Regions from separate parts of the Homo sapiens genome. Here region 2 is linked to region 1. The links are chromatin loops, found by intact Hi-C in ENCODE. Cell type or tissue: dorsolateral prefrontal cortex. All regions are shown on one strand.

The links. A loop is a pair of places that touch in the nucleus more often than their neighbours do. Peaks named below come from ENCODE experiments on the same cell type or tissue, not always from the same donor. Only the 100,000 strongest peaks of a DNase experiment are listed, where the experiment ranks them.
Region 2: a loop joins it to region 1, with 4 times the contacts of the local background. A loop is called at or near these places in 6 of 110 quality-filtered maps.

The regions. Positions count from the first base shown.
Region 1 is chr19:55,137,125-55,145,124 of GRCh38, reverse strand. It overlaps TNNT1 (troponin T1, slow skeletal type), which reads left to right. Exons shown (of 14, transcript NM_003283.6): 7 at 3,205-3,268; 8 at 3,823-3,939; 9 at 4,165-4,242; 10 at 7,051-7,164; 11 at 7,913-8,000. Among named protein-coding and RNA genes, the nearest start is that of TNNT1, 8.1 kb to the left of the region's middle. RefSeq lists a silencer at 3,351-3,576 and enhancers at 3,160-3,664, 3,794-3,853. In dorsolateral prefrontal cortex, CTCF peaks have their summits at 3,522 and 3,721 (motif pointing left); a DNase peak (open chromatin) is centred at 3,724; H3K4me3 peaks cover 955 bases; H3K27me3 peaks cover 4,283 bases.
Region 2 is chr19:55,379,332-55,387,331 of GRCh38, reverse strand. It overlaps TMEM238 (transmembrane protein 238), which reads left to right and starts at 3,040. Exons shown (of 2, transcript NM_001190764.2): 1 at 3,040-3,610; 2 at 7,965-8,000. The coding sequence starts at 3,073. The coding sequence ends at 3,603. It overlaps RPL28 (ribosomal protein L28), which reads right to left and starts at 1,400. Exons shown (of 5, transcript NM_000991.5): 1 at 1,367-1,400; 2 at 894-982; 3 at 639-762. The coding sequence starts at 974. RefSeq lists enhancers at 2,355-2,424, 2,455-2,524, 2,478-3,440, 7,537-8,000 and silencers at 2,815-3,154, 3,445-3,534. In dorsolateral prefrontal cortex, CTCF peaks have their summits at 1,290, 1,489 and 3,363; DNase peaks (open chromatin) are centred at 941, 1,451, 1,871, 3,331 and 2 weaker places; H3K4me3 peaks cover 4,056 bases; H3K27ac peaks cover 4,149 bases.

The sequences.
Region 1 (8,000 bases):
ATGAGGTCTTGCTATGTTGCTTAGGCTGGTCTTGAACTCCTATCCTCAAGCAGTTCTCCCACCTTGGCCTCCCAAAGTGCTGGGATTACAGGCGCAAGCCACCATGCCCAGCCAGTCTGTTTCCTTCTTTCCACCCAGTGGTCCCTCTTCCCCTCGCGCCTTTACCATCACCCCAGCCTCCTCTCTGGCCTCCCTGCCTACAACTTGTGGCTCATCCTCCTCCATGACTCGAGAGAGACTTTTCTAACACCAGAGCTAACCCTGCCCCTCCTCTGCTCAGAATCTTTCCTCAACTCCCCACTACTCTTAAGACGCAGTCAAAGCAACTAGCCTGCATTCAAAGCCTTCCCCATCTGGCTCCAGCGGACCTTTCCGGCATCTGCCTTCCCCACTGACAGACACACAGCGTTTCATGGTTCTCTAGCCATGCCTGTGCTTTCATACCCCTGAGCCTTTGCACACACTGTGCCCTCTGCCTGCGCAGCGGCAGGTGGGAGGATCACTTGAGGATAGGAGTTCAAGATCAGCCTAAGTAACAAAATGAGATCCCCCACATCTCTACAAAAAATTTTAAAAAATTAGCCGGGCACAGTGGCACACACCTGTGATTCCAGCTACTCAGGAGGCTGAGGAAGGAGGATTGTTCGAACCCAGGATTTGGAGGCTGCAGTGAGCTATGATTACACCACTGTACTCCAGCCTGGGCAACAGAGCAAGACCCTGTCTCTAAAACATAAATAAAAATAAGGGAATGGGGCCGGGCGCAGTGGTTCATGCCTGTAATTCCAGCACTTTGGGAGGCTGAGGGGGGCGGATTACCTAAGGTCAGGAGTTTGAGACCAGCCCGGTCAACATGGTGAAACTCTGTCTCTACTAAAAATACAAAAGAATTAGCCAGGTATTGTGGTGGGCACCTGTAATCCTAGCTATTTGGGAGGCTGAGGCAGGAGAATCGCTTGAACCGGGAGGCAGAGGTTGCAGTGAGTCAAGATCGTGTCATTGCACGGCAGCCTGGGCAACAAGAGTGAAACTCCATCTCAAAAAAAAAAAAAGGGGGTGGGGTGGGGTGGGGGAATGGACTGAGAGGGATTCCAAGGCAAAGGGACAGGACTTGGGGATTGTTGGGCAAGGGGAGGGAAGCAATGGGGACAACCCCGAAGGGTCTCTGGGCTGGGGAACAAAGTGGACAGTGGGGCTGCCATCTCCTTCTCAGAGAAGTTGGTGAGCTCCATCAGGACGTCATGTGTGGGAAGGTGGGAAAAGTTCAGGAGATACCTGTTAGCTTGAGTCTGGGGCTTAGGAGAGAGTCTGGACCAGAGACAGTTGGCGAGTCCTCAGCAGTTGATGATACCTGAAGTCATTGGAGTGAATGGCATTGATGATGAGAAAAGGGAAAAGGAAAGCTCACTGGCAGCTCACGGGGCTGTCGGGGCAGGAGATAGGGATGGAACAGCCAGAGGGGTGGGAGGCAAGCCGGTATTCATTCCTGTACAATATGGTAAGCCATATTTTATTCCCACACATGACGCCCTGATGGAGCTTATCGACTTTTCCAAGATGGAGATGACGGCCCTGCTGTACACTTGGCCCCCTGGCCCAGAGACCCTTGGGGATTGTCCTCACCTCTTCCCTCCCCTTGCCCAGCATCCCCTAAGTCCTGTCTGCTTCATCTTGGAATCGCTCTTCACTGTCTCAGAAACCCAGAAAAGAGAATTCCAAGGAAGTGGCAGGAAATCAGAGCAGGCTGAGGGCTGAGCCTCAGAGCGGCACCACCCAATAGAAATAGATGGCAAGCCACACACGTCACTTACAATTTCTTACTAAAGGCTGGGCGCAGTGGCTCACGCCTATAGTCCCAGCACTCTGGGAGGCTGAGGCGGGAGGATCACTTGAGCTCAGAAGTTCAAGACCACCCTGGACAACATAGTGAAACGCCATCTCTTTTTTTTTTTTTTTGAGATAGAGTCTCCCTCTGTCACCCAGGCTGGAGTGCGATGGCACGATCTCGGCTCACTGCAATCTCTGCCTCCGGGGTTCAAGCGATTCTCCTGCCTCAGCCTCCTGAGTAGCAGGGATTACAGGCACGTACCACCATGCCCAGCTAATTTTTTTTTTTAATTTCTAGTAGAGATGGGGTTTCACCATGATGCCCAAGCTGGTTTTGAACTCCTGACCTCAAGTGATTCGCCCACCTTGGCCTCCCAAAGTGCTAGGATTACAGGCGTGAGCCACCGCGCCCAGGCTGTGAAACGCCATCTCTACAAAAAATTTAAAAATGGCTGGGCGCAGGGGCTCCTGCCTGTAATCCCAGCACTTTGGGAGGCTGAGGCAGGCAGATCGCCTGAGGTCGGGAGTTCAAGACCAGCTTGGCCGGCATGGTGAAACCCCGTCTCTACTAAAAATACAAAAATTACCCAGGCGTGGTGGCAGGCGCCTGTAATCCCAACTACTCGGGAAGCTGAGGCAGGAGAATCGCTTGAATCTGGGAGGTGGAGGTTGTTGTGGTGAGCAGAGATGGCGCCACTGCATTCCAGCCTGGGTGACAGAGTGAGGCTCTGTCTCAAAAAAAAAAAAAAAATTCTTACTAGGCATATTTTTTAAAGTACAACAATATAGGAAAAATTAATTTTCATAGCACAGTTTTTTTAATCTGTTATATAATGTTTTATCATTTCAACATGTAATCAGTATAAAACATGATTAGTGCCGGGCGCGGTGGCTCACACCTGTGATCCCAGCACTTTGGGAGGCCGAGGCGGGCGGATCACGAGGTCAGGAGATCGAGACCATCCTGGCTAACACAGTGAAGCCCCGTCTCTACTAAAAATACAGAAAAATTAGCCAGGCTTGGTGGTGGGCGCCTGTAGTCCCAGCTACTCGGGAGGCTGAGGCAGGAGAATGGCGTGAACCCAGGAGGCGGAGCTTGCAGTGAGCCGAGGTGGCGCCACCGCACTCCAGCCTGGGTGACAGAGCAAGACTCCGTCAAAAAAACAAAACAAAACCAACAACAACCAAAAAAACATGAGTAGTGAGGTATTTTACCTTCTTTTGTGTGTTTCACTGACAGCCCGCCTCAGCTGGGACCCTCCACGTTCAGGAGCCTCCCGGGGCTGGCGGCTACCTCACTGGACGGCACATCCCGGAGGTGGGAGGTGGCTCAGGGAGGTCGGGCCACTCATGGTCTCTGTGTTTCTGTCCACTCAGCCGCCCCGTGGTGCCTCCTTTGATCCCGCCAAAGATCCCAGAAGGGGAGCGCGTTGACTTCGATGTAAGTGACAAGAGACCCCTCCGCAGGCGCAGTTGCTAGTCTTTAAGGGGCCTTTGTGTCAATCATGAAAAGGCGCCGGCCGGGCGCGGGGCCTCATGCCTGTAATCCCAGCACTTTGGGAGGCTGAGGTGACCCACCTGAGGTCAGGAGTTCGAGACCAGCCTGGTTAATATGGTGAAACCCCGTCTCTACTAAAAATACAAAAATTAGCCGGGCGTGGTGGCAGGTGTCTGTAATCCCAGCTACTCGGGAGGCTGAGGCAGGAAAATCGCTTGAACCTGGGAGGCGGAGGTGGCGGTGAGCCGAGATCGCGCCATTTCACTCCAGCCTGGGAGGAAAAAAAAAAAAAAAGGCGCCGGTCCCCACTCCCCACTCCCGTCTTTGGGAAGCCTGTCCTTGGAAGAGCTGATTAGTGTCAAACACGAGGCATTGCTGCCACCTGCTGGATACCGTCCTGGGAAACGGTTCAGTTCACCATCCTGCATGGGGGAGGTGCTGGGAGGCTGCTGCCCCCTCCAGGGTCTCCTAGGACGGGCTGCCCGTGTGTCCTGCAGGACATCCACCGCAAGCGCATGGAGAAAGACCTGCTGGAGCTGCAGACACTCATCGATGTACATTTCGAGCAGCGGAAGAAGGAGGAAGAGGAGCTGGTTGCCTTGAAGGAGCGCATTGTGAGCCGAGAGTCCGGGTTCCCCCCGGTCTTCCTCCCTCCATGTGGATCCCTTGCATCTTGGGAGATGCAGATAATAGTTTTCCTCCTAGTACAGAGCTGAGCCTTAGGCTTTCGCGAATTCACCCAAGTCGGTGGCCACACTCCAATCTGTTTATTAGCCTACTCTGGGGAAGGAAGACTGGGGGTACGTCCCTGCACCCCCTTATGCTTCTCCGTTTCCCAGGAGCGGCGCCGGTCAGAGAGAGCCGAGCAACAGCGCTTCAGAACTGAGAAGGAACGCGAACGTCAGGCTAAGCTGGCGGTGGGTGCCTCCCCTGCCCTGAGAGCCCAAATGTTACTTCTTCAGCCGGATGCCCATTTTGTTATTATTATTATTATTATTATTATTACTATTATTATTATTCTTTGAAACGGAGTCTAGCTCTGTCGCCCAGGCTGGAGTGCAGTGGCACGATCTCAGCTCACTGTAACCTCTGCCTTCCAGGTTCAAGCGAATCTTCTGCCTCAGCCTCCCCAGTAGCTGGGACTACAGGTGCGCACCACCACGCCCGGCTAAATTTTGTATTTTTAGTAGAGATGGGGTGTCACCATGTTGGCCAGGATGGTCTTGATCTTCTGACCACATGATCCGCCCACCTCAGCCTTCCAAAGTGCTGGGATTACAGGTGTGAGCCACCGCATCCGGCCTATTATTATTTTTTATTCGTTTATTTGGAAATAGGGTCTTGCTCTGTCACCCAGGCTGAAGTGCAGTGGTGTGATCCTAGCTCACTATAACTAGGACCTCCTGGGCTCAAATGATTTTCCCACCTCAGCCTCCAGAGTCGCTGGAACTATATAGGCTGCGCCACTCTGCCCCACTAGTTTTTTTTATTTTTTTATTTTTTGTAGAGACAGCATTTTGCCATGTTGTCCAGGCTGGTCTTCAACTCCTAAGCTCAAGCAATCCACCTGCTTTCACCTCCCAAAGTGCTGGGATGACAGGCATGAGCCATCGTGCCCGGCCTGGATTCTCCATTTTCTTCTTTTCCCTTTTTTTTTAATTTTAATTTTTTTTTTTTCTGAGACAGTCTCGCTCTGTCACCCAGGCTGGAGTGCAGTGACGCGATCTCAGCTCACTGCAACCTCCGCCTCCTGGTTCAAGCAATTCCCCTGCCTCAGCCTCCTGAGTAGCTGGGATTACAGGCACCTGCCACCAGGCTCGGCTAATTTTTGTATTTTTAGTAGAAATGGGGTTTCTCCATGTTGGTTCAGGCTGGTCTTGAACTCCTGACCTCAGGTGATTCACCCCCTTGGCCTCCCAAAGTGCTAGGATTACAGGCATGAGCCACCATGCCTGGCCATTGTCATCATTATTACTATTATTATTATTTTTTTTTATTTGAGATAGGGTCTTTCTATGTTGCCCACGTTGTTCCCAAACTCCTGGGCTCAAGTGATCCTCCTGCCTCAGCCTCCCGAGTAGCTGGGATTACAGCCACCTGCCCGTCACCCAGCTGTGAAGGGGATTTTGCAGATGTGATTAAATTAAAGATCTTGAGATGGGAAGGTTGTCCTGGATTACCTGTGGGGAAGGGCAAGATCATCACAAGGGTCCTTATAAGAGGAAGGCCAGAGGGTCAGACTGAGAGATTTGAAGATGCTGCATGGCTGCCTCTGAAGATGAAAGAAGGTCCATGGGCCCAGACATGCAGGCAGCAGCTGGAAAAGGGAAGGGAATGAATTCTCCCCTAGAACCTCCAGAATAAATTGGTTCTGTTCACAACTTGATTCCAGCCCAGGGGGACCAATTTCAGATGTCTGATCTGCAGAGCTGTAAGATAACAAATCTGCATTGTTTTTCTGCCACTAAATTTGCAAATTACAGCAGTGATAGGAAACTAAGTTTAGGCGCGATGGCTGACGCCTGTAATCCCAGCACTTTGGGAGACCGAGACAAGTGGATCACCTGAGGCCAGGAGTTTGAGACCAGCCTGGCCAACATGGTGAAACCCTGTTTGTACTAAAAATACAAAAATTAGCTGGTAATGGTGGCACATGTCTGTAATCCCAGTTACTTGGGAGGCCGAGGCAGGAGAATCACTTGAACCCAGGAGGTGGGGGTTGCAGTGAACAGAGCAGAGATTGCACCACTGCACTCCAGCCTGAGTGACAGAGCGAGACTCCATCTCAAAAACAGAAAGGAAACTAATTCAGGTACGGAGTGCTGGGTGTACAAAAAGCCTCATGTCCACCATAAGGAGACGGGGCTCAGCCTGGACAAACCACTGTTTCTGGAACATTCAATGAAGAGTTTCTCGAATGTCGTAATGCCTTCGCTCAATATTCCAGAACCCCTTCCTCAGGCTCAAGGCCATCAGCCTCTTTAATCTCCCCAGTCCCTGGTCTTATCACCAGTTACTTCCCTTGACCCCCTCAAAACAGACATTCTCATATCCTGAGACTAAGGGCGACTGTGGCCCAGACAGGCTGAGCATCTGGAGTGAGGTCGTACAGCAGAGTTCACTATCGGCTATTTCAGGGTGGAGACATGCAGAAAAAGCAGGCATTTCTTCTTCTCCTTCATTTCGATTTTTTCTGGGAGGATATTAAGACCCAGAGAAGGGGGCCAGGTGCGGTGGCTCACGCCTGTAATCCCAGCACTCCGGGAGGCCGAGGCAGGCGGATCACTTGAGGTCAGTAGTTTGAGACCAGCCTGGCCAACATGGTGAAACCGCGTCTCCACTAAAAATACAAAAATTAGTTGGGCGCGGTGGCGGGTGCCTGTAATCCCAGCTACTCAGGAGGCTGAGGCTGGAGAATTGCTTAAACCCGGGAGGCGGAGGTTGCAGTGAGCCAAGATCGCACCACTGCACTCCAGCCTGAGCAACAGAGCGAGAGTCCGTCTCAAAAAAAAAAAAAAACAGAGGGGAAGGGACTTGTAGGTGGTCACACGGGGAGACGTGGCAGGGCCGGGAGTGGGTACCCCTGCGTTTCTGCTGGTTCTGATGTCCCAGCAGCCTCTGCGGCACTGGGTCTGCTGATCCCTGTGCCCCAGTTCCACATCCCAGGGCCCTCCTCCCTCAGTCCTACAGGGGAGTCCATGAGGTTAACCCCTTACTTCCCACAGGAGGAGAAGATGAGGAAGGAAGAGGAAGAGGCCAAGAAGCGGGCAGAGGATGATGCCAAGAAAAAGAAGGTGCTGTCCAACATGGGGGCCCATTTTGGCGGCTACCTGGTCAAGGTGAGTCAGCCTGCAGGAGCCTGAGGTCTGAGTTCTGAGGGGGCAGGGGCTGGGGGCCAGACCTCTGGTTCCTAACGGAGGAGGGGCTGAGGCCTGGATTCCTGGGTCTGAGGGAGGAGGGGCTGGGCCCTGAACTCCTGGGTCTGAGGGAGGAGGAGCTGGGGTCTGGACGCCTGGGTCTGAGGGAGGAGGGGCTGGGGTCCTGGACTCCTGGGCTGAGGGAGGAGGGGCTGAGGGCCTGGACGCCTGGGTCTGAGGGAGGAGGGGCTGGGGGCCAGACTTCTGGTTCCTAATGCGAGAGGGTCTGGGGCTTGGACTCAGTCTGAGAGGAGGGGCTGGGGGCCTGGACTCCTGGGTCTGAGGGAGGAGGGGCTGGGGGCCTGCACTCCTGGGTCTGAGGGAGGAGGGGCTCGGGGCCTGCAATCCTGGGTCTGAGGGAGGAGGGGCTGGGGTCTGGACTCCTGGGCTGAGGGAGGAGGGGCTGGGGGCCAGACTTCTGGTTCCTAATGCGAGAGGGTCTGGGGCTTGGACTCAGTCTAAGAGAAGGGACTGGGGGTCTGGACTCCTCCTGAATCTGAGGGAGGAGGGAGTGGGGCTGGACTCCTAGGTCTGAAGGAGATGGGCCTGGGGTGCAGACCTGTGGTCCCAACATGGAAATGGTCTGTGGGATCCGACGTGTGGGTCCCGACACGGCAGTGCTCTGTGGGATGTGGCCCCCAGTTTACTGTTCCGCCTCCCCCACCCTCAGGCAGAACAGAAGCGTGGTAAGCGGCAGACGGGGCGGGAGATGAAGGTGCGCATCCTCTCCGAGCGTAAGAAGCCTCTGGACATTGACT
Region 2 (8,000 bases), 240 kb before region 1:
CCTTGGCTCTGAGGCAGTTCCAATCAAGGACCTGAGAAAAACTCACTCTAAAAAGAAAATACAGCCCTGTCAAGAACACATGTGAAGCTGGACTCCTCCATTAGAGACCCCCGACTCACACGAACATTCAGGGAATCCCCAAAAAGGCCTGCACCTGACAGCACAATGTATGGAGTGGGGTCCCCAAGACCTCTTCTCTAACCTACACAGGCAAAATGGGAATCAAATGGCTGCAACCAACCCAGCCTGTCCCCTCCTAAGTGTGGTAGCGAGGGCCCCTCCCCTGTTGTGCCTCAATCTTCCCACCTGTGGGATGAAACCATCCATCCCCACCCTGACTTGCTTTGAGAATTTCATCTGAAAACATCAACCCCGTGCCTTAACTCTCAACAACCACCGAGGAAGTTCAGGTCCTTTTTCATTTCTCCACTTTACAGGTGAGGACACGGGCTCAGACGCGCGCGGCTCACAGAGCTGACAAGTCGGCCGAGAGGGAAGCCGGTACCCAGACCAACACCCTGGCGCCAGGGATGCCCGCCGCGATGGCAGTTACCGCTCTTCCTGCCTGACAGTAAAAAATCACAGCTCCCAGACCCGGGAAAGGGGCCGCTCTCTGGCCCAAACCAGACAAAACTCACCGGATCTCCGCTTAATGACCACCACGACACCTTTGCCGTCGGCTGCCGGCTCCACGCCCACAGTCTTGCGGTGAATCAGTCCGTTGTAGCGGAAGGAATTGCGGGCCTTCAAGTTATTGGGCTCCTGGGAAGGAGGCGGCACAAGGCATCGTGAATAAGGGACCCGGAGACATGCGAAGGTCCCGCCCTCTGACCCAGAGTCAAGAGACTCAGGACCCTCCTCCCGCAGGAGCCACGCATCCGGGCCCCACTTACAGTGCTGTAGGTCTGCTTATTCCTCTTGATCAGGAAACTGGAGCAGTTCCGCACGACCATCCATTGCAGATGCGCAGACATGGCGGCGGCTGCGGGGAAACGGGCACAGGGAAAGCGTCAGACACAGAGAACTAAAGCAGCGTTAGGCCACGGGCCACGCTCGGACAGCAGAGGAAGAGAGCGACTGGGAACTTGGGTGAATGGGAGACCCCTGAGGGCAGACAGCGACCTAGAACTCTTGTCAGGCGGGACTGAGTGACCTAAGGCGGCGGGACCGAATTCAGGCAGCCGAGACTAGCTGCGGCGAATGAGAGTGAGGGGAAAATAACTTGAAAATTCACAACGACTTCACGGGGAGGGGTTGGGGTCCGCCAATGACCCTTGAGGCGCAAGGGGAGAAGGCAGGCAGAGGACTGAGAGGGAGTGCGCGGCGGGCCGGAGATGGCGACCACGCGAGGAAGACGAACGCTCACCTCCCTTCGCAGCGGCGACCTGAGACGGAAAGAGGAAGGCGAGGGGCGAGGCGACGCCTTTAATACCGTACACGCATTTCCGCTTCCTCTCCGGGCGGGCACGACAGGAGTTGTCGGTCCCCACCTCCGAGGCGGCTCGATGATGTTCGGCTGCTTCCGCCGAAAATTCGCTCAACGCTCGGGAATATTCGGAACTCTTCGGTTAGAGGGCCGAGAGCGTATTCCGGGAACCGTTCGGAAGTTTTCGAAACTCTACCGCTGGATTTCCGAGTGGCTCCAATTCGAGAGGTCCTGGGACCCATACCTCAGCGTTATCTCTCCAGTATTGCTCACCCAGCACTTGTCACTGTGATTGGCATATGATGGGCGCTCAACAAACATTTGTTTTATGAATGAACTGGTGAATGCGTGAACTATATAAGCCTAGCCCCGGCACCTTTGGATATTTCCGGTCTTCGTAAGCCCTCGCGGTGATGGCCAATGAGGGCGCCGAGGCCCGCTCGGGTATTTTCGGAACCCTCCGGAAACGCTCTTGGGAGAGGTGTGTATGTTCGGAAATACTCCGTCTTCATTCGGAATCCCTCGGCTAATCCTGGCAGCCCTCTTGCAGTTCGCCCTCCCCAGGGTTTTCTTGAAATAAAACTCTTAAACTGTTTAAGCCTGGGGAGAACCTACACGGAAACTTCTCGCTGACTGCCACCCCAGGGGAGCGCGGATGCCCTCTAAGGGAGAATTGTTTGGAGGGAGGGAGATTTGCATGTGGCTTCTCTTGGCTCCCTTTAGGATTCTATAGATTTGCCGGTCCTCTTCCCTGCCCTCCACCTGTGCCTCCAGCCTATGGTGTGCCTGTCACACCCCATCAGCTCCCTGGGAGGTTATGATCCGTTGTCAGGGCCACCCTAAGGGGGCAGGAGCCTTGCCTGATATTTCTCTGTGTCCTCGGCCTCACCCACGCGGCATGGTGCTGGGGAGGCCTCAGAGACTCCTACTGAACAAAAGGAATGAGGGTGCCTGTGTCACCTCCCCAGGGCTCCTTAACTTGCGGTTACACCCGGGCACTCCTTGGGGCAGGGGCTTCGTCTGGTCCATAGGACTATCCTCCATAGGACAGTCGGGGTTCGCCCAGCTTCCTCCACGGGTGCGCTCTGGACCTGATGGGTCTCGTCCGTCCTTGTGCCCGTGGCTTCATTCGCTGAACACAGGAGACCCCAGAAGACACGCGCTGAGTGAAGGAAACTCAGCTTCCGCGGAACCCGGAGCTTCCCCTCTTAGATCACCCCGACTACTGGTTCTCGCGTCCCAGAGCTCCTTGGTGTCTAAAGGCCTTGTCTGATCTGCACTGTCTGATCTGCACAGGCTTCGGGAGGCGGACACTGAGCAGAAACAACGCCACGCCCGGCTCCGAGTGTCCCATGCTGCCACCACTAAAATGCCCTGATTTTTGGCCATATGTGACCTCCCTGGGTGGCACGGGCCCTAGGCACCCGTGGCTGTGCGCCTGGCTACCACCAGCTCAGGCCTCTGAGCAATAGCCCCTGCACGGAAACCACGACCAGGGTAACCCCGGCCGCGCCGGTTCGCGCCCAGCCCGGTTCAGGTGACCAGGCGGGAGCTTGGCACACCTGGCGCCGTCCCCTGACCCCGCCCCGGACCGGGCCGCACCCCGGAACGCTCTCTCTGGGCGCCAGCGGCGGCGGTGCAGGGCCATGGCGGCGGCGCCAGCGGTGTGCGCCTCGCAGGGGAGCCCGCCGGGTGCACCGTCCGCGCCGGCGGCCGCGCCAGCACCCGCGGCCGGCCTGGGCCGCTGCCGGATGGCGCTGCTGCTGGCCGTGGCGCTGGATGTGGCGGGCATGGCGGCGCTGCTGACCGGCGTGTTCGCGCAGCTGCAGGTGCGCGGCCGCGACTTCGGGGACCTGCTCATCTACTCGGGCGCGCTGCTGGTGTTCCTGAGCCTGCTGGGCTGGATCCTCTGGTACACCGGCAACATCGAGATCTCGCGCCAGGAGCTGGAGCGCGACTACGGCCTGCGGCCCTCGGCGCTCGCCCGCCTGGCGCGCAAGCTCTCCCGCCGCTGGTCGGCGCCCGCCGCCGCGGGCCAGCGCCCCGCGCCCGGCTCCCGGAGAGCGCGCCGAGCCGCCCGCGCGCCCCCGCCGCCCGCCGCCGGCTCCCGCCGCGTGCGCCTGCAGCTCGCCACGCTCGAGGCCGGGCCCGGGGCGGCGGGCGCGGGCAGCGAGTGAGGCCCAGGTGAGGGGCGGGCGGGGCAGGGCGGGGAGACGGAGGGACCGAGGGAGGGACGGGAATGGAGACAGACGGGGGAGCGATGGACAGATGGAGACAGAGAGCGGCCATGGGGAGGTAGAGTCCCAGGGCGGGGTGGAGACAGGGACGGGAAGGCTCTGGCGGAGAACCGCAGACACAGCAAGCACAGGTGCATACGTGGGGGAGGCTGTGAGACCCTGCCCCTGGAGATGGGAAGTGTGGGGGTCGAGTCACACAGTTAGGCCCCCCGCACGGGGAGAGCCCCAGCTTCCAGGTACACCAGGCCCCATTTTTTGTTTTGTTTTGTTTTGTTGTCGTTTGGGGTTGTTTTGAGACAGGATCTCTCACTGTCACCCAGGCTGGAGTGCAGTGGCGTGATCTCAGCTCACAGCAGCCTCGACCTCCTAGGCTCAAGCAGTCCTCCCACCTGAGCCTCCCAAGTAGCTGAGAATACATGTGCGCCCCACCTTGCCGGGCTAATTTTTGTATATTTAGTAGAGACGGGGTTTTGCCATGTGGGCCAGGTTGGTCCCCACCTCCTGAGCTCATGCGATTTGCTCTCCTCAGCCTCCCAAAGTGCTGGGATTACAGGCGTGAGCCACTGAGCCCAGACCAGGCCCCATTTAATCCTCTCCATGTAACTGGTCTCCAAGGTCACTACTATTACCATCCCCATTCTGCAGTGGAGGAAACTGAAGCGCAGAAAGGCGCCACATTTGCCCAAGGCCACACAACACGTAGGTGGAGGAGCTGGGATTCTCCTGACCTGTAGGCCTAGGAAAAGAGGAGCTGGGATTCTCCTGACCTGTAGGCCTAGGAAAGGAGGAGCTGGGATTTTCCTGACCTGTAGGCCTAGAAAAGGAGGAGTAAGAAGGACCAACAGCAGGAGAAATGAAGCCACCACACATTCACTCCCCTTTCCCCTCTACCTTCTATCTCTTTCCTAAACACACCTTTCCAGCTAGCCTGCCTCTGCTCAAAGACCTGCTGTGGCTCCCTCTTCACCTTTGGTTAAACTGAAGCACTCACTGGCCTGTGGACCCCCCATATTTTGGCCCCATTTCTCCTGCCTCTCTGCACTAATGGTGTCTCTTAGTCCACAGATAGCCAGTTGGTCCCTGTTCCTGCTCTTCTCTACACCAGGAGTGCCCTTGGCTGTCTCCACTCCACCCAGAAAACTTCTCACATGTTTAAGATTTAACTTAATTTCTCTGGGTCTTCTCTGGGTCTTCATATTGTCTGAGCGACCCCTCTTGCTGCTTATATGGCCATGTGCTGTGTCTATGTTGTTACTGTCTCTCCCACCTGACAGGGAGTGCCTTGAGGGTAAGACCTAGGTCCCTAGCGTCCTTGTTCCTAGCATTGCCCAGCAAAAAGTGTGAAATCAGGAAAGGTTGATGGTTGGGTAGGGAAGTGGAAGGATGGATGGAAGAACGGATGGCTGGATGGGTGGATGGGTAGATGGATGGGTGGATGGATGGATGAGTTGGTTGATGGATGCATGGGTGAATGGATGATAGATTGATAGATGGGTGGGTGGGTGGATGGGTAGATCGATGGGTGCGTGGATGGATGAGTTGTTTGATGGATGGATGGGTGAATGCATAGATGGGTGGGTGGTTGGATAGGTGGATGGGTAGATGGATGGGTGGATGGACGGGTGAATGGACAGATGGGTGGGTGGGTGGATGGGTGAATACATGGGTTGGTTGATGCAGGGATGTGGTTGGATTGACGGATGGATGGGTTGTTTAATGGGTAGATATGGGTAGGTGGTGAATTGGGCAATGAACCATGAATGGATATGGTTGGAGAGGGAGCCCTGCCTGATAAAGGGGCAAGAGCTTTTCCTGATACTTCTCTGTGTCCTCGGCCTCACCCATGCAGCATGGTACTGGGGAGGCCTCAGAGACTCCTACTGAACAAAAGAAATGAGGGTGCCTGTGTCACCTCCCCAGGGCACCTTAACTTGCGGTTACACCTGGGAACTCCTTGGGGCAGGGGCCTCGGCTGGTCCATAGGACTATCCATAGGACAGTCAGAGTTTGCCCAGCCTCTGTGCGCTCTCTGGATAGATAGGTAGATGGGTGAATGGGTAGTTGAATAGATGGTTGGGGCTGAATGATAAGTACACAGATGAGTGGATGAATGCATTTAATGGCACATGGATGGTTGGGTGACTGAATTCATCTCTCAAATAGGGTTTTGGTAAAAGAATTAAACCCTATTATCCTAGGACGTTCTATGTAGGTAAATAATTAACTTTTTTTTTTTTTTTTTTTTTTTTTGAGATGGAGTTACACTCTTGTTGTCCAGGCTGGAGTGCAGTGGCGCAATCTCGGCTCACTGCAACCTCTGCCTCCCGCGTTCAAGCAATTCTCTTGCCTCAGCTTCCCGAGTAGCTGGGATTACAGGCATGCACCCCCACACCTGGCTAATTTTGTATTTTTAGTAGAGACGGGGTTTCTCCATGTTGGTCAGGCTGGTCTCAAACTCCCGATCTCGGGTGATCCGCCCACCTCGGCCACCCAAAGTGCTGGGATTACAGGCGTGAACCACCGTGCCCGGCTGGAATTAACTTTTCTCCTATGCATCCAGAATGCTACCAGTTATATATTATTCTTTGTGAGATTTGGGGAAATAGTCACCCCAATCATATGCTACGTGCCGTGATTCAGTGAAGGAACTGGGGTAAGAAAGCATGAACATCTGCTTGCACGGGTGAAGCGTAAGCTAACATGAAGCTTGGCATAGAATGCAAACATAAGCACCTGTAGTTACTGTTACCTTTGGAAATCCTGGCTGAGCACAGTGGCTCATGCCTGTAATCCCAGCACTTTGGGAGGCCGAGGTGGGAGAATTGCTTGCTTGAACCTGGGAGGCAAAGGCTGCAGTGAGCCAAGATCACGCCACTGCACTCCAGCCTGAGTGACAGAGTGAGAACCCGTCTCAAAAAAAGAAAGAAAAGAACATCCTTTATGAGGTTGGGCATGGTGGCTCATGCCTGTAATCCCAGCACTTTGGGAGGCCGAGGCGGGTGGATCACCTGAGGTCAGGAGTTCGAGACCAACCTGGCAACCATGGTGAAACCCTGTCTCTACTAAAAATACAAAAATTAGCCAGGCATGGTGGCGGACGCCTGTAATCCCAGCTACTAGGGAGGCTGAGGCAGGAGAATCACTTGAATCTGGGAGGCGGAGGTTGCAGTGAACCAAGATCGTGCCACTGCACTCCAGCTTGGGCAACAGAGCAAGACTCCATCTCAAAAAAAGAAAAGGAGAGGAGAGGAGGGGAGGGGAGGGGAGGAGGGGGGAAGGGGGAGGGGAGGGGGAAGCAGGGAGGGAAGGGGGGAAGGGAGGGGAGGGGGAAGGGGGAAGGGGGAGGGGACGGGCAAGGGGGGAGGGGAGGGGGGAAGGGGGGAGGGGAGGGGAGGGGAGGAGAGGAGAATCCTTTACGTAGCTTAAACGTCTAACACAGCTGCACAGGCCTCCACTCTTGGAGCCTCCACCAAAGACTCAGACCACACTGACTCGAACGTAGGCCCCACTTAGAGGAAAATGGGCCTGTTCAAACCCAGGACTCTTGTTTACTGGGGAGAGTGAGCAGCTTCCAGCGCATGAAAGACAGAGAACCTGAATTTTAGCAGAGGGACCCACAGGTTCTGGCTCTGGTACCCCCACAACCTCCGAGACCACCATGAGTAGCCGGGCAGAGCCACCCCCATCACTCTGTTGTTCAGGCTGGAGAGCAGTGGTGCAATCACAGCTCACTGCAGCCTCCACCTCCTGGGCTCAAGCAATCCTCCCACCTCAGCCTCCCAAGGAACTGGGACTACAGGTACCAGAGACGGGGTCTTCCTATGTTACCCAGGCTGGTGTCAAACTCCTGGGCTCAAGTGATCCTCCTGCCTGCAGCCAAAATGCTGGGGTGAGGGTCTGAGATGAGGACCACGATGCCCGGCCTCCTTCTGTCTTCACTGTGTCTGCCTGTCTCCCTCTCTCTCACTCTTTGTCTCTGTGTCTCTGTCTCCCAGGTCTCTTTCTTTGTCCCTGTGCTTCTGCCTTTCCCCTTCTGCATGTCTTCGTCTCCCCCTTTCTGCCTCTCCCTGGCTCGCATTCCCTGGCCTCTACCCTTGGATTTCAGGGCGTTAAAGGTACACACGCATGCACACACTCAGCAAATGGGGGCATGCAGGGATGAAGGAGCAAGTGTGTGAGTCCATGTGAGCGGCAAGGGCAGGCGGATGGGGCTCCCTGCCTCTGCCCCCGCAGGCAGAGAGCCCGGAACAGGGATGGGAGGGGTTCCTGAGCAGTCGCTCACTCCACCCTCCCTCCTGCAGACAACCCCTTGGCTCCAGCTGTCAGGACCAGACTGA